2 separate regions of the Homo sapiens genome follow, and region 2 is linked to region 1. A link is a loop called in an ENCODE intact Hi-C map of the cell type or tissue named here. Cell type or tissue: heart right ventricle. All regions are shown on one strand. Links, peaks and the distances in the headings refer to the core of each region. The heading gives the core; the rest is flanking DNA. Region 1 holds the start of LOC105373414 (a long non-coding RNA gene). Region 2 overlaps MBOAT2 (membrane bound glycerophospholipid O-acyltransferase 2).

Region 1 (16,452 bases), core at 3,561-11,560:
GTGACTCGCTGCCTGGAGGGCTTCTTGTGACATACCTGTATTTAGGTTTCGTGACTTGTCATTTGTTCACTCCTTCCACAAGCGTTTGTTGAGTGTTGCGAGGGGCGGGGCAGAGTCAGGCCCCAGGGTAGGGTAGTCAGACCCAGAACAGGCCACTCAGCCTCAGTAGACAGAGAGACCAGGGGTTACCTGTGGTCAATCAGGGAGGGGACAGGCGCTGTCTTCCCTCTCCCTATTTTCTAAATTAGTGCATCCACTTCCTGTGGCTTTTCCACCTCGCTCCCGTGAGTTTAAATGTGCTGAAAGCTCAGGCCCGGTCTCTAATTTTCAGGTCCTGATGGATTTTCAACAATAAGCTGAAAGGCTCTTTCAGATTCCAATTTCTTAGTGAGAAAAAAAGCCAAAGCCAAACAATTCCTAAAATGGCAAAAACCAGTTCTCCCAGTGCCCCAGCGGGCCTGCTGGGCCGTTCACCTTTGCTTTCAAACATCCAGTTCCGAGGCAGACGCGAAACCCTGCACCCTCCAGCTTGGCTCCCTCAGGCCTGGACCCCCCCTGACACCCACATGAAAGAGGAAAAGAGGCGCTTCCCCATCTCTGCACAGCTCACCATCAGAGATCCGAGCTGCTCGGCCCTCTCCCCTCACCCTGGGCTCCCCTTTTTGCCCTGTTCCAAAGCTTCCCGCCTTCGATCTCATAAGGCGGCCACCTGGCCCCTCAGCCCCATGTGTGGCTTTGACCTTCACTCGCTCCTTGGTCACAGTCCCAGGCTCCATCTGGTTTGAGCTGACCTGTGTGAATGCCCCACCCAGCGAGTGGCTCGCCCAGTCATGTGTCACCCCATGCCTGCCTGCTGGGCAAGTGATACCAGCTCAAACGCGGGCAGACCTGTCTGCTTTTCTTGTGGTTCTCTCTGCTCAGCACTGGCCTGCTTCCTGTGGGCAGCATCACTCTCCTTCATGAGTGCCCATCCCTGGGCTGCTCTCACTGGACGATAGAGTGCAGGCTTCTGCTGTAACCACTGAATTCCACCTCCGTTTCCAACCGGCCGTGTTGACTATTCCCAGAAGTTTCCCCAAATGAACTCTGACCGCATCAAAGGGAGTTTACAAAACAGGGTCAAAGCTTCATACGCCTTGGGTCTTTCTTGTCACACTCAACTAAAACAGAGTCCAGAGGTTGCGGGTAAAGCGCTTGAGGCACAAGACGTTCCTTCAAGCATACGATTCTCTGCAGACCTGGCTGCTGGAACTGCCAGGTGTAACCTGAAACCAGTTTTATCTAACAGCCACTGGAACAACCTGCTGAAATCTAACACCATCACCCACAAATCAGTGTTCGCCAGCATCCCCAAAACCTTACTAGTGCCAAGGAACTTTATTTCAAAACAATACACAGCATTTCTCCTCTTCATAAAACCTCCAAACTTCTCTGTTCTTTGGACATACGAGAGGCCACCGTTCTGTGTCTATCCCCCGAACTGCAGTTGTTGCTTCCCAAATAAAACATGTTAAACTCAGAGATTTATCTCTATGTTTTATTTAACTTCAAAACGGTAATGTAGTCTTGCTGCAGCGTCAATGACACACTAGTGAAATATTAGTGTCCGTGTTTTCACAGCCTCCTTTCGATAATGATATTAGCTAGCATCTATGGATGCTTACTCCAAATCAGGCAGGGAGATATTTTACCTGCATGATATCATGGAAGTCTCATAAGAACCCTTCTGAGGGAGATTCTGTGATTATCTTTTCTTTACATGTGAGAAAACAGAGGCCTAAAGAGGTTTGGTTAATTACCCAGAATCACACTGCTTGTAAGTGAGAATGTCTGGATGCGGCCCGGGAGGTCAGCCCCTGCCGTGCTGTGGGCCACTGTCTTAATCTGTTTCATTTCCGGCACTTTTTCTCCTTGAAGTAAACTTGCTAGGCCCTGTCTTCATGGTACCCTCTACAGGGGCAATTCATCGAGGTCTTTGATGGCTTAACACCAAGTAAGAACTAGTGGGGAGTGAAAGGAGGCAGCCCCGTCCTGGGGAATTTGAGTGGCGCTGGGTAAGAGGAGGGCTTGGGAGCCCTTCAGATCCTCTGCATCAGTGACTGTCTTTCTGTTCTGCCCTCTGAAGGCTGGTAATGATTAGATTCTCTGGAAACAAACGGAGTGGCATGAATCTGGATCCTGTCTCATCTCTGACATGTATCACCTGTGGAGCATTGGAAAATTACCTCTTCACTCTGGGCCTCAGTTTTCTCATCTGCCAAATGGCATGATAATTTGTACATGGGTCATTGTAAGGATACAAATACAATACATTGTGAGAATAATACATTGTAAGGTTAAATGAGACGAACAGAGTGAGAGCGCTCAGTGGACTATAATGTACTGAGTGAATGTCACGAGGATAATTCTTTGTTATTGGGAGATTCATGTGAGGATACTGTTTAAGATGCGATCTCACGGTTGCCCCTTGCCCTTGGCATTTCTCTATGTACTTGGCACCGTTAGGAGCTGCAGGTAGGCCAGAGTGTGATCATTACCTCCCCAAAGGGAATGAGCAGAGCAGGGTAGAGGAAAATAAGGGGGGGACTTTTTTGGTTTTCAAAAGTCTAGGCCCTTTCATGGGGAACCTTCTGGGTTGAGGGAGATGCTCTGTATATTGTTCAAACTGAGTGCTTAAGATCTGTGCATTTTCTTTTTTTGAGATAGAGTCTCACTCTGTTGCCCAGGCTGGAGTACAGTGGCACAATCTCAACTCACTGCAACCTCCACCTCCCAGGTTTGAGCGATTCTCCTCCCTCAGCCTCTTGAGTAGCTAGGATTACAGGCACGTGCCACCATGCCCAGCTAATTTTTGTATTTTTAGTAGAGACAGAATGTCACTGTGTTGGCCAGGCTGATCTTGAACTCCTGACCTCAAGTGATCTGCCCGCCTCGGCCTCCCAAAGTGCTGGGATTACAGGCATGAGCCACTGCACCCAGCCGCATTTTCTTCTATATAAATGACACCTAAAAACACAAAACAAACACAGGTGTTTAGAGGAACAGAAAGGACTCAGGGCATAGGCAACATATGTAACAGAAAATGTGGGATGAGAAGATATGGTGAAGGGCAAGCCTTTCTCGCCTCCTCCCAGGCGAGGGGTTGGAGAATCAGAATGCAAGAGTGGTGCTTGCATGCTCAGGTTCTAGAGAAAACAGGCTGCGCAGCCCATTCCCCAGGCTGCGTGCCTCAGGGACGTCCCAAATCCCAAAGAAGCTTGGAGGCTCCAACCCTTAGAAGTCATGGCTTCTAGGAGAAGAAATGTTATGATATGCCCAAGTGGACTGAGCCTTTGTCCACCTCCCACCGCGCAGGAGCTGCTGAATCACGCTCCTGGGTCCGAGAGTAACACTGAGAATAACTGAGAGGACAGCGACCAGGGGAGGGCCTTGTGGACAAACTGTGTGGATGCTTGGCTGCAGGTCAGGCGGGACAGCGGAAGTTTCTGTTAATAACACAAGTTGAAACTAGCATGTGAAGATGACGGTGAAGATGAGACGTCCCCTTTCCCAAAGCTCAGAACTATGTAATGCTTGCCACCATCACCCTGCCCCTGGAACTTACCTAGAACCCCAGAGAAAAGAAGACAGGGGAACTCCAATATGACTGAGATTAGTAGTGAATGCCCCAGGAGAGGGAGCTAGTAATATAGAAAAATAAAGTCATATTTTTTGCATAGTTATTTTTATTATTATTTTTTTTGAGACAGGGTCTCATTCTGTTGCCCAGGCTGGAGTGCAGAGGCATGATCATGGCTTACTGCAACCTTGACCTCCTAGGCTCAAGTGATCCTCCCATCTCAGCCTCCCTAGTAGCTGGGACCACAGGTGTGCACCACCATGTCCAGCTAATTTTTTTATTTTTAGTAGAGATGGGGTCTCACTATGTTGTCCAGGCTGGTCTCCAAGTCCTAAGCTCAAGTGATTCTCCCACCTCCCAAAGTGTTGGGATTACAGGCGTAAGCCACCACACCTGGCATGCATATTCATGTTTGATTTCTGAGAGTTGCACCACTTCACAAAATTTTCTTAGCTATAGTTTCAAATCATGTAATCTACAGAGAGGGTCTCTGCAAGGTCCTAAAAGTGCTCTTAGAATGCACACAATTAATTTTAAATGGAAGCCTGAATGCTACATGAAGCGTTTTCAGAGTTAAGAAAGAGGTGTTTCCATTAAGTATGTTTGCCATCTAAAAGTCTTGGTAATGACCTTCTGTATTTCTTTGTGATACTTGCTTCAACCTAACACAATGGTTTTATAATCTAGGACTTTGAGGACTGTGTATTATTACCCTAGATTTTCTTAATTAATGGAAGTATCTTGGAACATTTGCTTCCTCTATAGGAACATCCTTTCTTTTCCTATCCCAAGCCTCTCCCAGGAACCATTGCTGAACTTGTCTTCCCTAGGGAGGGCTAATGACAGAAGATGCCTGCTGGCTGCCCACCGCAATGCCTGGGCCAGTTTCCAGCTGCCGAAGACCCTTCTTCAGCATATTATGTTGGTTGATGTCAATGTCAGGGGAACGGGGCATGTGACAGGAGAACGGTGTAGGGGCAGCCCTGGATCAACCATTAGAGAATCTTGCAAAGATCAAAAACAAACACACAAAAGGAGCCGAATCATTTAAAAGTCTTAGTCACACAAACGAAACCAACCCACAGCAAAGCAACCAAGCCGAACACCAAGGTCAGGAGCACGGCTTGTTGGTTAAAGCAGCTGCAAGTGTGGCTGTCTGTGCTCTGCCTGTGGAGAAGTCACCCACCCACTCTGAATCTGTGTTCTCCCCTTCAAAATGGACACGAATCACATCCTCCTCCTAGTGTGATTACAAGGGTTAAATGAGGAAAGCACTTTGTGTCTAGAATTACTTAAGGGAGGAAGACATTTTGTGTCTAAAACTACTTAAGGATGTAAGGAGAATACCAAGAGCCAGACCAGATTTGTTTTCTGTGATTTTAGGGGTGTTAAGCCCCTTCCCTTCAGGTGTCAGTTAACCCTTTAGAAGTCCCTCTGGGGGGGAGATATTTTGGGGGTAGCCATTCCAACTGCTTTGGAAAATCTGGTCTTCAAGTGTTTCATTTATATGGAAAAGGGGATCTTATTTCTAAATATCTTCAAGCTTCTGGCTTTTGTTCTCATCCATTCATTCAACACACATTCTCTCACCGGTCTGGGACCACGGAGCCTCCATTTGTTAAACTATCCCTGTCCCAGACTCTGAAACCCACTGAGTCCTCAACAAGAGGTGTATAGGGAGGCCCAGGCCAGCCCTGCTCAGTGTCAGCGCCCTTGAAGGGCCAGAGATCTGGCCCACGCTCCAGTCCAGGAGGCCAGCACTGCCCACGCCGGTCGGGAGGTGACTACATACAAATTCTGACCGGCAACATCACGAAGCACAAAGTGGGGACGCCAGGGTCAGCTTTAGAGCCCTCGGCTGTGCTTGGGGCCAGAGCCAAGAAAGCAAAGGACCTACTGCTGGGTGTGGGGAGGAGAGGGAAGGTGCCTGCACTGAGCACAGACCCCCTGGTCAGCTGCAGGTGTGCCATGTGGGAGAGGGTCAGCCTCGCCCAGACACAGAGGTTTGGGGCCCACCCTCAGTGGGGAGTCTTGCAACTGATCCTCCTTTGACCTTGACACTGTACTTCTCCAAGAACTGGCTTGTGATGGTCCTACTGCTCCCCCAAAGGGCTGCCTGTTCGGTCCCTGGGTCCCTCTTTTCCCTGTGCCTTTCCTGATACTGGTGTATGTGCCCAGAAACCTGTCAGCTACCATCGGCCTTATCCCTGTTTGGACAAATTCCCAGGATCCTGGTTTTGTTCTGACTAATGAGACTTATGTCTTGCCCCCTGTGGACAGATTTCCAGGCTTCAGATCCTCTGGTGAGTCCCTGCCTCCTGGACCCACCATCAGGGTTGTCCTGGGCTCACAGTTCCACCATCCCACCGCCCCACGTTTGTGGTTTATTCCTCGCACGCCCCGTTAGTCCCGTGCACAGAGCTCACTGCTCTTGCCCTTTATAACTCTGAACACAACTGTGTATCTGTGCTTATTATTCAGGTCTTTCCTACTAAACCGTCCACTTCCTGAGAACAAGGGCTAATGTCAATTCTCTTTTCTCTACTGTTGATTTCTTAGTGCCTAGTACAAAGAACATTTGTTGAATGAGTGAATGGATAATCATGAGTAAATTAATGTACATCCACCCTTATTTTCTAAAAAGTAATGGTAGGCAGCTTCCTTGCACATCTATTATTTTCCTTGATTGTTGGACAACCAAGGGTTAGAATCCTTTAAAGATGAGAGAATAGAGGCCCAGAGTGTTCATGATTCCACAGGCATAAGGCTACAAGGCATGGACTAGCCATTGTAACCCCTGCAGGCAAGTCTTGGGGGTGGGCAGACACACACACACACACACAAATACACACATCACATATACATATACACATATATATACACATACACACAAATACACACATCACATATACATATACACATATATACACATACACGCAAATACACATACACACACAAATACATCACATACATACACATACATATACACATACACAAATACATAGATATACAGACACACACACACGCACGTGTGCACGTGGAGAGGATGGAATGGGCTGGGCACGCATGCAGGCCACTGTACTATAAATAGTGGCAGTCATGACCCTCCCCACAGCTCTGGGAGATGCTTGTGGAGCAGGGAGCATTGAGCTTGACATTCTTGACATTTCGGTGTCCACAAACCATGGTGACCACGTAATCACAGTCGCAACACAGTCCCCGGGGGCTGCTGGACAGGCTGAAGTCTTGTTGGGGAAGTTTCTGGGCACTTGGAGAAGGGGCCCTGCCAGTCCCACAGCCTCCCTGGGGGCTTCCAGGCTCCCCCTGCCTCCCTGCCACCCAGTCCCCACTGAGTCTGCCAGGCCTTCCCTCCGACTGATCACCAAAAGGCCGTTTTCCATATCTGCGTCTCACGCAGCTGTGCAGGTAGAATACCAACAAGAACCCCGCTCCTTCAGGGATAATGGGAAAGTTCATGTGGCTTAAGTCGCTCTCCCTGGCCTGCTCGCCCTCCGAGAAGAGGGCGTGGGTGGTCTTTAGCTCCTGGCACTCCGGCTCCGCTGAGCCCCTGCCCCCACCCCTGCTGGCACAGCTGGCCCTGCAGCAGCCCCTGCCACTGCGCCCCCACCCTCCCGCTCCACACCCGGCTTCTGAGCCTGCTCAGAGCCCTCGGCTTTGGTGTCTGTTGCCACCCTCCCCGCCCTTGACCTGAAGACCCTCTCAGTCAGAGTAGCAGGGTCATCCTTGGGGAGGCAGTGGGAGGTCATCTCCGTGTGCCTGTCCTGGCCCAAGTGTCACCTGCTTGGGCACTTTCTGGGCATATCAGAGCCGCCTCAGCACGTTCAGCAGCCCGGGCTGAGTGACGGGTCCCTTGCCTGTGGTGTTTGGTGGCATCTCTGATGACATCTCATAGCGCCCTTGTTGTCTGTGAGGAGTGAGAAGCCAGCTCCTGGGGGGAGCCAAGGGATCTGGGGGAGCCGGCCTGACCGGCCTGCCTGGACCATTCCCTTCCCACAGCCCTGTGGCTGTGCGGGGGCCCCCTGGGGCAGGCCACTGAGCGGAACTCCAGGAGGGAGCGATGGCTCTGATGGGACCCCAGATGGAGGAGACCACTGTGGGGCCGGGTATGTGTCTGCCTGTGCCACCAAGGGAAAACCCTGCCTCTCTGCGGGCCGCAGCTGATTCCTCAGTGTGGAGAGGCCCTGGCCCAGACACCTCTCTGATCCCCTCCCTTGGCGATGTTAACCTGATTTGCTCTGTTCCCACAAGGCGAGTCTCCCAGGAAATGGGGGAGACCAGCAGTGTGTCTGGCCTCTCTGCCACTTCCTTCTGAGTTCCTTCTCCTCCCCTCCCTCACTTCAGAGGTCACTCTCTAGGGATCTGACCCTGAGGCCTGAGCACCCCTTTATCATCGCGCAGAGCTACTGGCACCGTGAGGGTGGGCCCTGCCCAACCAGCAAGCAGGCCCCGGGGTGGTTCTGAGGCCCTGGTCGGGCCTCCTGTGGGGCTGGCTGGGCCCCTCAGGCCCCTCTGGACGGGGCGGGCCTGCTTAGGAGATGCGTGCCCCGCCCCCCATCAGCTTCCTCCTCTTTCTTGCCCCTTGAGCTTCTCCACAGGGTGGGGGCAGCAGAGGCCATGCGCTTCCCGGGCTCAATGAGCTGTGGGCTTTTTGGAGACTGTTTGTTATTTCGCTTCCTGGCGGTTCTGCCAAGCGCCCTCCGGCCTCCGGCGCCGCCAGGCAGGTTCATCTAAGGATTCTGAACGCTGCTGCCGCCCTCTCCGGAATATCAAGCAGGCCTGGGCGGCCGCAGGGAGCACTTCCCGATCTCTCAGCTGTCAGCCCGACAGGGGCAGGGTGGTGGCAGGGGTGGTGGCAGGGGTGGTGGCAGGGGTGGTGGTGTGTGTGTATGTGGAGGACCCGGGGGCAGGGGCACTGGCGCTTCCCAAACCCAAATCCAGACCACGTCAGGGCAGCATTAGGGCTACAGGCGTGGGCTGGATTCTGTCTACTTGCATGGTTTCAGCCTGCAGAGTTTAAAAAGGCATGAATGACAAGAATAACAGGCAGAAGTGTTCATTCTCGGGGAATGGGCAGTTCCACCTACGGGCCCACCTGTCTCCATCCACCAGAGGCTCGGGGAGAGCTGTGCACACGGCACCGGCCAGCGCCAGCGTCCTTCCTGCCCCACTCCCCTAACTGCAGAGAAGGATATCCAAGTTCCCAAAGCAGCTGCGTTTCTCTGACGTTTCCCAACGTAGCTTTAGGATCTGTGCAGAGTCTGCATCCTACTCTTGAACGTACCCATGTTTGCTATTCTATAGAAGGACTGTTTTCAGTCACCGACTGACCAGTTAAGGTACTGGTTTCACCTCAAATCTTTGAGTGAAGTTAACCCCTCAGGAAGATACACATCCACTCTCTGGCCTGGCTCCCCAAATCCGCAGGGCACATAGGTACCTTCGTTTGAGAAGCAAGAGAAGAACATATATTATTATTACTATTATTTTTTGAGACAGGGTCTCACTCTGTTGGCCAGGCTGGAGTGCAGTGGCACAATCTCAGCTCATTGCAACCTCCGCCTCCCGGGCTCAAGCAATTCTCTTGCCTCAGCCTCTCGAGTAGCTGGGATTACAGGCATGCGCCACCATGCCCAGCTAATTTTTGTATTTTTAGTAGAAACGGGGTTTCACCATGTTGGCCAGGCTGGTCTCGAACTCCTGACCTCAGGTAATCTGCCCACCTCAGCCTCCCAATGTGCTGGGATTACAGGCGTTAGCCACTGTGCCTGGCTAGTATTATTTTCTTTAGAAGGCTCAAGAATCATCATATTCCACTATATCATTATTCATACCGACTTGCTGTACAAATTTGTATGTACCACCAAGCCTCCAGTGCATCCTTTTCTCCTGCTGCTGTGGGACTCTGCACCATTGGTTTTCAATGTATAGCTGAAGGTTTGGAGCATGAGTGTGAATTCTCCCATGAGGAGGCCTGCTTTCAGCAAGTGTTAGTTCTGTGCACACCAGAGCAGGAATGAGAGATTTAAGGAGATGGTTCAGGGTTTGGACTACATGCCCTGAGTTGGAGGGGCAGACCTCCAACTCTCACAAAGGAGGACTTCAGGGTCACAGAGAACTGCCAAGAGTGCTGGCAGGTCAGGAGCCCCGCCTGCTGGGTAGCCGCGCACTTCTGCAGCTCCACAGCAGGAGCCAAGCATCCCGTCAGGAGGAAGCCAGCGGAGCCTGGGTTGCTTGAGCTGCTCTAGTTCTGAGACCCTGCTCTGGCACCGCGCAGCTCCGAACGTCACCGATCCACATGATGTGTGTGGAGGGTTCTAGCCAGGGTCTTAGCGCTCAGTAAGTATGTGGTCAACCCGAGCCTGAATCCAGTAGTCAGGTGACTGTGGTGGGCGTGAGGTGGGAAGAAGGGTTGGGCTTCGTTTCAATGACTACTCAACTGGCAGTTGCACAGAGTCACTGCTGGGAAGTCAAGCCCACCAAGATGCAGGTGGTGGGCACACGACAGTGTGGGCAGACGCAGGGGCATGAGGTCCTGGCACACTGGCTCATGTGGCAGGGTGCAGACGGTCAGGCGGATATGGGGGAGAGGAGGCTGGGTGGGGGCAGGGGCAGGAGCTGGGCCGTGGAGGCCTGGTACTCATCGTGCTTGGAGTTTGAGGCTCATCCTGAAGGTTCTGAGATGCCAGTGGGAAATTTGAAGTGGAGGAGTTTTATGGCTAGATTTTAGTTCAGGATGAGCCCCTGGCTCAGTTTGGAGAGGATGAATTAGCGGGAAGGAAGACCAGGGGCAGGAAGCCAGCTACAAAGGTGTTGCAGCAACGTGGGTGAGAGACGGTGGGGGTTTCAAGGCTAAGAAAAGAGGCCTCAGAGTGGGTGTTATGGTCAACAGCTCCAGGACTGGTGCAACACATCTTTTTGATATTGTTCTCTTTTTTCCTTCCTCCCTCCCTGCCTCTCTCTCTCTCTTTCTTTCTCTTCCTTTTCTTCCTCTTTCTTTCTCTTTCGCTCTCTTTCTTTCCTCTTTCTCTCTTTCTTTCTCTCTTTCTTTCTTTCTTTCCTTCTTTCTTTCTTTCTCTCTTTCTTTCTTTCTTTCTTTCTCTCTTTCTTTCTTTCTGTCTCTCTCTCTCTCTCTCTTTTTCTTTTTTGAGACAAGCTCTCACTCTGTCGCCTAGGCTGAAAAGTGCAGTGTGATCACAACTCACTGCAGCCTTGAACTCCTGCACTCAAGCTGTCCTCCTGCCTCAGTCCCCCAAGTAGCTGGGACTGCAGGCTGGTGCCACCACACCTGGCTAATAGTATTATTTCTCTAATTTGATGTGACTCTTTTTTTAATGAGAAAGTATGGTGGGGTTATTGTTTTTAATTTTTAACATCTTTGAAGAGCTCTAGTTCCCCTCCCTCTTGGGTGGGGAAGAAAGTCGTGAATACCAGGGCTATAAGCTCCACTCTCTAGCCATGACAAGCCAGGGACAAGATGCTGTGTCCCTCAGGGATTACATCACAGCCCAGAGTTAAAATTTAACTTATCAGTAGTAGCTGCAAGGCTAGCTCTCAGTTTCCCCAGCCAAGACCTCCTGATTTGCCTCATTTCTGGGAGTACCTGGGGCTTAACACATTCTCCCAGGGAAGTTCAAGAGAACTGCAAGATTCAGGTCCATGGGGGCAGCACACTCCTCAAACCAGAAGTAATATGACCCCTGGCAATCTCAGAGCCAGTGACCCCTGGCAATCTCACCTTAGAACCCAAGAGGTAGACTGAGACTCAGCTCTACAAAGGCAGGGACCTTCCCCACAGTCAGAACTGCACCTCCAACATCCAACACAGTGCCCGGTGGCAATGACTGCTCACAGATAATGGCCAGATGAATGAATGAATAAACAACATGCCTGGAAAAGACAGTTGACATAATTCATATCCACAGACAAAAGGAAAAAAACTCTATGATCATCTCAATAAATGCAGGAAAAGTATGTGACAAAATTCAGCTTCCATTTATGACAAAAACCCTCAGCCAAATAGGAACCGAAAGAAATTGTTCAACCTCAAGCTATCGTACTAATATCAGACAAAGTAGACGGTACTAACAGCCAAATAGGAACTGAAAGAAATTGTTCAACCTCAAGCTATCGTACTAATATCAGACAAAGTAGACGGTAAGTCCAGAATTGTTAGAGTTAAAGAGGGGCATCATAATGACCAAATATTCAATTCAGCAGGAAGATGTAATAATTTAAAAATGTGTGCTCCTTAATAACATAGCTTCAAATTATATGAAGCAAACATGGACAGACTATAAAGAGAAATCAACAAATTCATAATTAGAGTAGGACAATTTAACAAATCTTTTAGTAAGTGACAGAATACATAGGTGAACATCAGAACAGATATAGGTGATTTGAAAAACGTGTTTAACAAACTTGATCTAGATGACCTAGAATGTTGTACCCTAAGAGCTGCAGATACTCATTGAGTTCAAGTGCATACAGACCTTCCTATAGAATGTAATCATACACTGAGTCATAAAACAAGTATTTTAAAATGTCAAAGAATTTAAATCACACAGACTATATTCTTTTATTATTAAGCTAGGAAATAACAAAAAGATGACTGGAAAATTCCAATGTGTTTCTGGAAATTTAAAAATACACTTCTAGACAAACCACAGGTTAAAGATAAAATGACAGTGGAAATTAGAATGTATTTTGAACTGAATTAAAATGTAAATATTCAAAATATAAATTTGTGAGGTATAACCGAACTTATGCTTACATGGAGATATATTGAAAAAAGGCTAAAAATAAATAATCTAAGAAGTTAGAGTCTGGATGTGGTGGCAAGCACCTGTAATCTCAGCTACTTGGGAGGCTGAGGCATGAGAATTGCTTGAATCTGGGAGGCGGAGGTTGCAGTGAGCTGAGATTGTGCCACTGCACTCCAGCCTGGGCAGCAAGAACGAAACTCCGTCTCAAAATAAATAAATAAATAAATAAAAAATTGCCGAATGTTGTGGCAGGCACCTGTAATCCCAGCTACTTGGGAGGCTGAGGCAGAAGAATCACTTGAACCCTGGAGGTGGAGGTTGCAATGAGCCAAGATCGCACCACTGCACTCCAGCTGGGTGACAAGAGCGAGACCCCATCTCAAAAAAAAGAAGTTAGAAAAAGAACTACAAATTAAATCCAAAGAAAGTAGAAGAAAATAAATAGTAAAGAGATGAGTAAATCTTCATTAAATACAAAACAAATTTACAATAGAGGATGAACAAAACCAAAATTGGTTATTTGGAAACACTAATTGATAAATTCCTGATAGGCTGATAAAAAAGAACAGAGGTAGCACAAATAACTGTATCTGGAATGAAAACGATGATTGCTAGAAATATTTTAAAGGCATTTTTTTAAAAAATAAGAGGACATTGGCCGGGTGTGGTGGCTCACGCCTGTAATCCCAGCACTTTGGGAGGCTGAGGCGGGCGGATCACGAGGTCAGGAGATCGAGACCATCCTGGCTAACACAGTGAAACCCCGTCTCTACTAAAAATACAAAAAATTAGGTGGGCGTGGTGGTGGGCGCCTATAGTCTCAGCTACTTGGGAGACTGAGGCAGGAGAATGGCCTGAACCCGGGAGGTGGAGCTTGCAGTGAGCCGAGATCATGCCACTGCATTCCAGCCTGGGCGACAGAGCAAGACTCCATCTCAAAAAAAGAAAAAAAATTAAAATTAAAAAAAATAAGAGGACATTATTAGCAACTTTATGCCAGTAAATTTGGAAGTTTTGATGAAATGTATAAATTCCTAGAAAAGTAAAAGTTACCAGAATGGACACAAGAATAAATAGAAAATCTTAATAATTAAATACAGCATTTAAAAACCTTCCCATGGCCAGGCGCAGTGGCTCACGCCTATAATCCCAGCACTTTGGGAGGCTGAGGCAGGTGGATCACGAGGTCAGGAGTTCGAAACCAGCCTGGCCAATGTGGAGAAGCCCCATCTCAACTAAAAATACAAAAATTAGCTCGGTGTGGTGGTGCGCACCTGTAGTCCCAGCTACTCAGGAGGCTGAGGCAGAAGAATCACTTGAACCCAGGAGGCAAAGGTTGCAGTGAGCCAAGATCGTGCCACTGCACTCCAGCCTGGGTGACAGAGCGAGACTCCATCTCAAAAAAATAAAATAAAATAAAAAAATAAAAACCTTCCCATAAAGAATAATCCAGATCCAGATGGCTTCTTAAGTGAATGCTACTAAACATTTATGAAAGAAATATCATCAATTTTACATAACTCTTAGAAAACAGAGAAAAGATTCCTCAAGATTTCTATGACACCAGAAGAACCTGATTCCCAAATTTGATAAAAACATTACAAGAAAGGAAAATTAGAGACCCATTTAATTCAAAGAGATAAATGCAAAGATCCTAAGTAAAATATTAGCAAACCAAAATAAAGTATTATGTAAAAAACAGAATACATCACAACCAAATTGGATTTATTCCAGGAAAGCAAAGTTGATTCATCATTGAATAGTTCTATTTTCTTTTTCTTTTGTTTTTTGAGGCAGAGTCTCACTCTGTTGCCTAGGCTGCAGTGCAGTGGTGAGGCCTTGGCTCACTGCAACCTCTGTCGCCCGGGTTTAAGCAATTCTCCTGCCTCAGCCTCTCAAGTAGCTGGGATTACAGGCGCCTGCCACCCCGCCCGGCTAATTTTTGTGTTTTGAGTAGAGACAGGGTTTCACCATCTTGGCCAGGCTGGTCTTGAACTTCAGACCACGTGATCCACCTGCCTTGGCCTCTCAAAGTGCCGGGATTACAGGTGGGAGTCACAGCGCCCAGCATCATTGAATAATTCTTTACCACATTAATGGAATAAAGAAGAAAAACACAGTTTTCTCAATAAATGTGGGAACAGCATGTGATAAAATGCAACATGCATTAATAAAACAATTCTTAGCACTGGTAATAGAAGGGAACTTCCTTAATCCAATAAAAATGTATTTATTTTTAAAATCCACAGCACGTGTATAAAGGTGAATTTTTGTAAATGTTTCTTCTAAGAACAGAATAAGACAGAGACAGATAAACTATTAGATTTAATAAGTGAATTTAGGCTGGGAGCAGTGGCTCACACCTGTAATCCCAGCACTTCGGGAGGCCAAAGCGGGTGGATCACCTGAGGTCAGGAGTTTGAGACCAGCCTGGGCAACATGGTGAAACCCCATCTGTACTAAAAATACAAAAATAAGCCAGATTTGGTGGTGGGCATCTGTAATCCCAGCTACTCAGGAGGCTGAGACATGAGAATTGCTTGAACCCAGGAGGCAGAGGTTGCAGTGAGCCGAGATTGCGCCACTGCACTCCAGCCTGGGTGACAGAGCGAGACTCCATCTAAAAAAAAAAAAAGTGAATTTAGCAAAGTTGTTGGAAACAGCCAATTAACAAAAATCAGTTGTATAAAACTACAATTATGAATTACATTTTAAAAGATAAAACTTAAACATCTTACCTAACAAATAATTTTGTTAGAAATAAATCTAACAAACATCTTCAAGAATTCTATGCTGAAAACGACAAAACATTATTAAAAATATAAAAGAAAGCCTGCAGGGTGGCTCACGCCTGTAATCCCAGCACTTTGGGAGGCCAAAGCGGGCAGATCACCTGAGGTCGGGAATTCGAGACCAGACTGGCCAACATGGGGAAACCCTCTCTCTACTGAAAATACAAAAATTAGCTGGGCGTGGTGGTGAACCCCTGTAATCCTAGCTACTCAGGAGGCTGAGGCACGAGAATCTCTTGAACCCAAGAGGTAGAGGTTGCAGTGAACTGAGATATTGCCACTGCACTCCAGCCTGGGCAACAGAGTAAGACTCTGTCTCTAAGTAAATAAATAATAAAAATATAAAAGAAGACCTAAATAAATGGAGAGATGTTTGTGGACTAAAAGTTCAATTATCTCAAGATGTCAGTTCTCAAATTGATCTATTCCAATGCAATGCAATCTCAATAAAAATCCAGTAGGTATTTTGCAAAAATGCAAAGTTGATTCTAAAAGTTATATGATAATGCAAAAGGTCTCAAATAACCAAGCAATTTTTGAAAAAGAACAAAATTGAAAGGATTTCTCAACTGGATGCCAAGCCTTCGGAAAGACTTCAAGGTGGTATTGACACAGGAGAGGCAAATAGATGATCAGAACAAAACAGAAAGTCCACAAGACCCACACATACAGGAACACTTGATTGGTGTCAAAAGCACCACAGCAGAGCAGCGGGAGACAGGATGGCTTTTCAACAAACGGTGATGGGTAAAATACAATGAAACCTGGTCACTACCTTACACCACACATAAGAATCCATTCCATAAGTAGAAGAAGCCAGACACAAAAGGCCACATTTTGTATGATTCTCATTTGCATGAAAGCTTAAAAATTGGCGAAACCAAGATGTGGTGTTAGAAGCCAGGATAATGGTTACCTTTGGGAAGGAGTGATGGGTAGTTGTGGAAAGGGCCGTGAGCACAGCTTCTGGGGTTACATGAGTGGTTACACGAGTGTATTCACTTTGTGACAACTCACCAAACTGTACATTGAAAGTATGCACATTTTTCTCTATACATGTTATATTTTAATTTAAAGTTAAAATTTTTTGACCTTGCCACTTACAGCTTCATAATGGTGGAGAAGTTATATAATTTTCCTAGGCCTCCTTTTTATTTTTTATTTTTTTGTAGAATGGGGATTATAATAATCTCCACTTTGTAGGTTGTGAGAATAAATATGTTTCATAAATAAGCACTTTGTTCAGTGACTGGCCCAT
Region 2 (8,000 bases), core at 1-8,000, 220 kb after region 1:
ACTTTTCAAGATAAATAACTTCACACTGCACCTGGTAGAAGTACAGTCATGATTAAGAACACAAATAAGGTCACTTGAGAAACTATGTGGTAAATTCCTCAGTGAGAATAATGCTTTATGGTTATAGGGGATTTTACAAGAAAGCTCTTAGCATGGAATTGGCCAGCCTAACAATTTTCCAGGCTCCCTTCCCCCTTCCCCCTTCCCCCTTTCCTTCCCTTCCTTTTCTTTCTTTCTTATTTCTTTCTTACCTATGCCTTGTGTTCCAGCAGATTGTAAACACTCTGTATCCTCCATTTCTTTTTTGCTTTCCCTCTCCTCTTCTTAATTATTGCAAGTTGAAATCTTTCTTCTCTTTAAAAGCCTACTTCAAATACCACCTTTTTCCACAAAACAGCTCCTGATTCCCACAATGAAGAGATTAGTAATATGATAAAGATATTAATAATAGCTAACACTTTGACAGTGCTCACCATGTGCCAGGCACTGTGGTGTGCACCTCACACGTAGTTACTCTTTCAGCCTTCACAGCATTCATACAAGGTAGACACTGTTTTTCTCACCATTGAGGAAACTGAGACTCAGAGGCTAAGTGATTTGACCAAGATTCCCCAGGTTGGCAGTAGAACTGGAATTCAAACCAGTGCAATCTGGTTTCAAGTCTATGCTAAGTTGCCTTACAACCAAACATAATGTTTATTTTCTTTAAGCCACTGGGGCACTTGAAATTGCTGGGATGCTGCTTCATAAAGAAAGGCAGTGAGGCTCTGTATAGGCTAAGTTTCTGTTAGATTTCATCTGGTAAAATCTATAAAGTTTCCATGAAAAAGAATAGGCCAATCAGGAAGTCTGTGAGATGAAGGAAAGGGGCTGGTGTGTTTTCTGTGAATGTAGGGCTTAGAGCAAGGGGTCACCTTCTTTCTCCTGCAAATCTACCACCCTCCACTGTGTGGGCAACAAAGAGTCAATGTAGAAATGTACCTGCACTTGCAAAAGATAGTATATTACCTCTTTCCTACCATGTCGCTCATTGTATTTTATACCAAAAAGGTGTTTTGTCTTCATATTTTCTATTACTGGTTAAGTGTTGAGAAATGTCATATCAAACTGAGTGGGATTCCAGACTTGAAATTGGTGTCTCTTCACTGACTGTTTTGTATCTCCAGGATGACCACTTAATCTTTTAGTGGTCTCCCTGCTGTAAGAGAAGGTAAAGACAATTGTAGACAGCTTCTTAGAAGTTTATTCGGGAATGCTGGAAGGAGAATAAAAGCCTAGGAGTCAAGATGCTGGACTGTCAGTGACCAGTTTGGCTCATCATTTCGGCACATCACTTAATGTGTATGAGTCCTTGTCTGCAAAAGGAGAATCTTAATGTCTTCCCCATTTTACAGACTGTATGAAGATCAAATGACTTTGTAAAATACTTGAAAATATCAAATGTTATAAAAGTGATAGTAGTAAATCAAACTTGACAAAGAATAATACAAATGTATATATTCTATCACTTCACTGAGTTTTTATGGGTTTTACTATCATAAAATATCACTTTCCTCTTTTGGGTTATAGACATCCTAAATCAGAGGTTGTTGATAATGGCAAATATTCTTCATGTATTTTCCCACCATTTTAATAATATATTTTATTTAAATTTCACGTGCATATACTTTATAAAGTCAAATAGTGGTAGTTAGTCATAAGTCCCTCAAGGGGCATTTGGAAGCTCCTTGTGCATCAGTGAAGTGCATAGATGCTCAGGATCCTAAGGAGGATGCTCACGGAGCCCACTGGCTCTTCTGTTGGGGACCTCTCCACTGTTCTCTCCTCTATCTGCATCAGTTAGGATATGGGTTTGGCTGCTGAAACAAGGACCAAAATAACAGGAACTTAAACAAGGTGGAAATTTGTTTTTATGTTATATGTGGGACAGCTCACCTGTAAGCAGTGCATTGATAATATGGGGGCCCCAAAGTGTTAGAGATCCAAGCTCCATCTTCCCTGTACATATTACTTTTGCTCATATCCTATTGGCCAGAACCTAATCATATAGCCACACTCGGGTGCACCAAAGGCTATGATGTGTCATCTTTAGCTAGACTTCCAAGCACCCAAGAGAAACTTCCTTTTCTGTGCAGGAAGGGGAGGAGGGCTCCTGGGAAACACTTGGCAGTCTCTGTCATGATGTCTGTAGGCTATTTCTCTGGGGCTCTTTGGTTTTTTGGGTGAAGGATTCTCCAGTTTTCTGCCTAGGGCATACAAACTTGACTGCTGGGACTCTGGGTCTGGGCAGGGGAAGGGGGCTGAGGATATCACCTCTCAGGATACAGGCTGTTTTCGTGTTCTTTACATTTTCGTTGCAGCACCATATCCCTGCCCTACTTCAGAACCATATAGTCTCGTGGCCACAGTACTTCTTATTACATTACTAAAATGATAAGCCTCATTTTAAAATTAAAGTATGGGGCCATTTATTTCACCTTGCTTCATTTATAATTACAATTTTTTTCTCTACCATTTTAAAATCTCATAATTCAAATGTATAGGTAAGATATTTGGGAGGCACTGAAGAAAGAGTAGCCTTATTTTATTAAAGAAAGGGATAAAAGACAATGGAAAATGAGAATAACAACTGCTGCAAGGAGTCCTTGAACACTGAGTTCCACCTCGCAGGAGCAACCAATAATAAAATACTGTTCTCAGAAGTGCAGTGCATCCGGCATATGCTTTGGCTCTTGTCTTGGAGCTTTTCTTCTGGCACTATTATATAAAGTGTTAAAATGTGGAGCTTCATTGATAAATTACTGCAGTTAATTTGAATACTATTTGGTTACTGTATAGAGCACTTCTAAATCCAGATATTTTGTTGCATACTTCATCTGGATCTAGCCTTCTCTTCGCTTGTTTCTTTTTCTTCCTAGCCTATATAATCTCTTTTATACCAAATGAAGTTGAAATATTCTGGCCTTCTACAAATATAAAAACAGCATGAGTTGTAAAAATACAAAATACCATGAGTTGGTGATGCGACCTTACCGCACTATTGCTAAGAATAGCCTCTTCCTTTCACCAGGGTCTTTTATGCAAATTCTTATTCTTCTCAGGTGTATAGCTCTTTTGGTTTTTATTATTCTTGAACAAAGTTGTGTTAACTTTCAGATTTACAGAGATGCATAGATTGTTTATTGTAAAAATAACATCCATGAGATGCCTAGAATTTGGAAAATACAGAAAAGACACAATGGAAAAAATATATATATCCATATAAAATTTATTGCCAAAAGTAATTAGTGTTAATTTTTTATATTCACTTCCATTCACACCAATACACTTATGCTTGCTTTTAGATTTTTTTATTTCCTGAAAATTCTGAATACAAAATGGAGATTTTAGTATGAGTTGAGCAATAACCCCTAGGTAGTACTTATAGATACAGTTGGAAAAGTTCATACCATGAGACCATGGAAGACTTTAAATGCCAAGTGCAATGTAGCTCTTGAATTTTGACCAGGAGAGTTGTAGGACTGATGATCCATTCAGGAAGATTAATCTGTCGATAATACATAGAATGAATTAAAAGGAGCATGGATAAAGTTGATGAAGTCTCGCCTTGCGCTTTTCAGACTGCGGTTGTTCAGAAGCTCTTAGTTTGTGGGCTGTCCTTGTTATTTCACTTGACCATCTGTACAACATTACCTGTGGAGTACAACATTGATGAGCATTTTCAAGCTACAGCTTCGTGGCCAACAAAGATTATCTATCTGTATATCTCTCTTTTGGCTGCCAGACCCAAATACTATTTTGCATGGACGCTAGGTAAGTAACATGTAAATAGATTTCCCTGTGTCTGGTTGAAGCGTTTCTTACCTTGTCGATAGATTGCTATCAGTGCGCCCTCTTGAGGATACATAAAGACCAATTGGAAAAATTAAGTCATCTGTGTAGAAAAAACAGCCCTCGCAACTCATATGTAAGTATATTCTAAAAACTGAATCAATTTTATTATAATACAAAATAAAAATACATGGATCAATGAAAGACAACAGATATTTGTTGAATGCATATTATATTCTAGATTCAGTGCTAGCCAGGATAGATACGAGTATGTATAAGACATAGTTCTTATCCTCCAGATGGTTATAATTTAGTATGATTGTATTCAGCTTACAGTTATGATACCTGTTAAATAGACCATTAGCCATAGTATAATATGATCAGTAGTTTATCAGCAAAGTGAATAAAATGATATTGGCACATTGATAGGGGGTCATCAGTTATGCTTGGCAGGTAGAACAAATTTTAGAGAAAAGATAACATGCAATCGTGGCTTTAATTGAATGTGGGCCAGTTATGGTGGCTCACCCCTATAATCCCTGCACTTTGGGAGTTCAAGGTGGGAGGATCACTTGAGGCCAGGAGTTCAAGACCAGCCTGGGCAACATAGTGAGACCCCTCTCTCTACAAAAAGATTTTTAAAAATCAACTAGGCCTGGTGGCATGTGCCTGTAGTCCCAGCTACTTGAGAGGCTGGGGTGAGAGGACCGCTTGAGCCTAGGAGTTTGTGGCTGCAATGAGCTATGATTGCACCCCTGCACTGCAGCCTGAGCGACAGAGTGAGGTTTTAATATGAGTTGAGCAATAACCCCTAGGTAGTCTCAAAAACAAAAACAAAAAGATGGAATGTGATTTCAGCAAGTGGAAAATGGCTAGTTTTGCACTCATGAGCAAAGAGACATGGAGGTACCTCGCTTTGCGTGGCAGATGTTAGCAGGGGCATGTGGGAAGGAGGGACCTGGTCAGGTGAAATGGGCTTTCACAGGACCTTGCCTGCTCTGCTGAATTAGCCACAAAAGGCTTCAGGCAGGCTGATGGCCTGATCCTGTGGCAGAAGAAGATGATTCTGGCCACGTTTTGAAGGTTGGACTAAAGTAGAGAGAATGCTTCATTGGATAAATTGAAACCTCTTTTATATATGTATTGTCTTTTTATCTCACCCACAAGATTATAAACTCCTTTATTCTTAAGATTGTGTTCTGCTTGCCTTGTTTATATTTGTTACTCAACAAATATTTGAATGAATGCACAAAGAAACACATCAGCCAATAATTAGGCCTCTAAGGATTAGCATTTTACTGTCGGTTTTATTTTGATTACAGTGAAATACAGTTTGGGGCTGGATTCATTATTTTCAGTCTTTCATCATACAGCTGTGCACAATAGCATCATTAAAAGTTGCTGTAACCTAGTGAGTTAATGGCCAATTAAAATATGTTACCTTATGGATTTTAATCTAAGATTTCTTTAAGGATTGAACATTTTTATTGTAGCCAAATTTAGACATCAATAATACCGAATTAAATTCCTGTACTACTTAAATTCTGACTTTAAATTGAGACTGAGAACTTTCCTAAACAAACCTGGTATTTTTAGGGTTTTGTAAGAATTCTGACCTGTTGGTTGAATCGCTAGATTCATAGAATATGAGAGTTCTGCATGTTTTTGGATTCGGTTGGACATCTAGTTGTTGGAAATCTTATCAATAGAACGAGGTCCTTGAATTTATAAGGCTTTTGAGAAAAATCACAAGATCTCTGTAAATATGTAAAAATATACAAGATTTATCATTAGGCCGGGCACGTGGCTCATACCTGTAATCCCAGCATGTTGGGAGGCTGAGGAAGGAGGATGACTTGAAGCCAGAAGTTTGAGACCAGCCTGAGCAACATGGTGAGACCCCATCTCTTCAAAAAAAATTTTTTTAATTAGCCAGGTGTGGTGTTGCACACCTGTGGTCCCAGCTACTCAGGAGTCTGAGGTGGGAGTACCGCTTTAGCCAGGGAAGTTGAGGCTGCAGTGAGCTGTGATCGCACCATTACACTCCAGCCTGGGTAACAGAGTGAGACCCTGCCTCAAAAAAAAAATCAACCAAATTTATCATTAATTTTTTATTTGCAATTATGACAATTAAAATGATTCTTAGGGTACTTCTGATCCTCCGACCCCAATATTTGGTTTGAAAAATGAATCTTGTGCATTTTTACATATTTACAAACCAAAGGTGAGTTAATTCCTTTTCCCTGATTCTTCCTTAAAGAAATAATCATATTAGAATATATATGAATGACAATTTGAAATTGAACTATATTTAAAGAATTTAAAGAATTTTTAGCTGTAAGGCAATAAAGTTATTCCATGCAATAAATACTTGTACTATGTCTGTACTGTCTTAACACAAGTAATGGTTGAGTTCCTGGTAATGGTTCAGCGCTGAGGTTCAGGTTTCAACTCTGTCAGTGGAGAAGCCAGCTGAGGCTCAGCATGCATGTGCCCACGTTCATCTCCACCCCTGTCACCTTTTTGTAATTGTCCATTTGGTTGTAAAATTGGAGTTTAATGATCTCTGGAGGTCCAAAAATCTGTTTTTTGGGAAGTCCAAGAGTTCCAAAATTCTTTAACTTTGTTTTTGTATTTTACTAATAATTTATAAAAATAGTATGAATGTATTCTGGATCATATGGACAGTTACTTTCTGATTTTTGTATCCACATGTACATTTTTCAAATTATAATTTCATGGATACTAGTGGCTAGGCAGACTATATTTAATTCCTTAATTCAGGCTTCTCAAAATGGGAATCAGGCTTCTCATCTCCACAGCCCTGTGGCCCTGCCCTTTTCTCCTTATCACCTCAAAAAAATGATTTACTGGGATCTGAGCACTTTTTTTCCCTTTAACTCAAGTTTGAAAAACATTTAGTCCATGTAGGGACAGATTAAAGTTTAAATTGATGTTAATGGTCAGTTATTTGGAATATCTCTATATAATGACAACTTGGAAGCTCTCTCAGGATTTACATTACCTGAGGTAAAGATTAGGCAGGGTCTGTGGTGGGAGACTGGGGGGCAGGGGAACATGGAAGGTGGACTCCTGCAGTTTGATATCCCCAGTTCTCTTCTTGTTTCGTTGCTGTTGACCATACCCTGGGCCAATCTTGTTGTCACTTGTGAAGTTGGTTAGGAGTTTCATTGCTCTTAGATCACAGTAGGCTAAAAAAGATGGAGAGGATGAATACATGAACAAATCAGAAGTGTTGGCAACCATGAGGGAGGGAAGGAGTTCCCCAGCAGCCATTTCTATGGGTATGCTGCCCATGCGGTTAATAGATTTTTAATTCTGTTGAATATGTTACTATGCTAGCAGGCTTACCTTAGAGGCTCATATTTATGTGAATTGAACAAAGGCGGCTGACCTCATTAAACCTGACAGAGGAGTAAATCTTGTTTATTCTTTTCCCCCAAAGTGTAATTTTTAAAGGATTTTGTTTGATGTACTAAAAAGCACTAATAAACAATAAAACAATTTAAGGATACATGTCTGTATAGGTATATTATTTTGCTGGGCTTTGATGGATTTGTTTGTTTTTTCTTTGGTCATGATACAAATAGCATGAACAATTTTCCAGTTGATTGGAAAAGGGCTTATTTGAGGCAGAAATTTTTTTTGCAGCTTAAGCATGTACATAAAGCAAAAATAACTAATTGAGCATTGTGGTGAAAAGGATTAGAAAACAAATTCTGGGTCGGGTGCGGTAGCTCTTGCCTGAAATGCCAGCACTTAGGGAGGCCAAGGTGGGAAGATGGCCTGAGGCCAGGAGTTCGAGACCACCTTGGCAACATAGTGGGACCCCCATCTCTACAAAAAAAAAAAAAAAAAAATAGGCATGATGATGTGCACCTGCAGTCCCAGCTACTCAGGAGGCTGAGACAGGAGGATTGCTTGAGCCCAAGAGTTCAAGGCTGCAGTGAGCTATAATCCTGCCACTCCAGCCTGGGCAGTGACACAGGGAGACCCTGTCTCTATTTTTTAAAAATTCTAGAGACATATACACAGAGTAGGTTCTGGTGAACCAAGAAAGAAAAAAAATGGAAGGAAAATATTATGCCTCACTTATATATTATTGTTTATAGGACACTTCAAATATATGATTAAAAAGAACATGGTGC

The links. A loop is a pair of places that touch in the nucleus more often than their neighbours do. Peaks named below come from ENCODE experiments on the same cell type or tissue, not always from the same donor. Only the 100,000 strongest peaks of a DNase experiment are listed, where the experiment ranks them.
Region 2: a loop joins it to region 1, with 2.8 times the contacts of the local background. A loop is called at or near these places in 8 of 110 quality-filtered maps.

The regions. Positions count from the first base shown.
Region 1 is chr2:9,087,744-9,104,195 of GRCh38, reverse strand. LOC105373414 (a long non-coding RNA gene) reads right to left here and starts at 1,612. Exons shown (of 6, transcript NR_187861.1): 1 at 36-1,612. In heart right ventricle, for the core only: a CTCF peak has its summit at 8,239; a DNase peak (open chromatin) is centred at 8,305; H3K4me3 peaks cover 809 bases; H3K27ac peaks cover 1,813 bases.
Region 2 is chr2:8,868,921-8,876,920 of GRCh38, reverse strand. It overlaps MBOAT2 (membrane bound glycerophospholipid O-acyltransferase 2), which reads left to right. Exons shown (of 13, transcript NM_138799.4): 8 at 3,621-3,813. Among named protein-coding and RNA genes, the nearest start is that of KIDINS220, 35 kb to the right of the region's middle. In heart right ventricle, for the core only: a CTCF peak has its summit at 3,908 (motif pointing left); no DNase peak of the experiment used is centred there.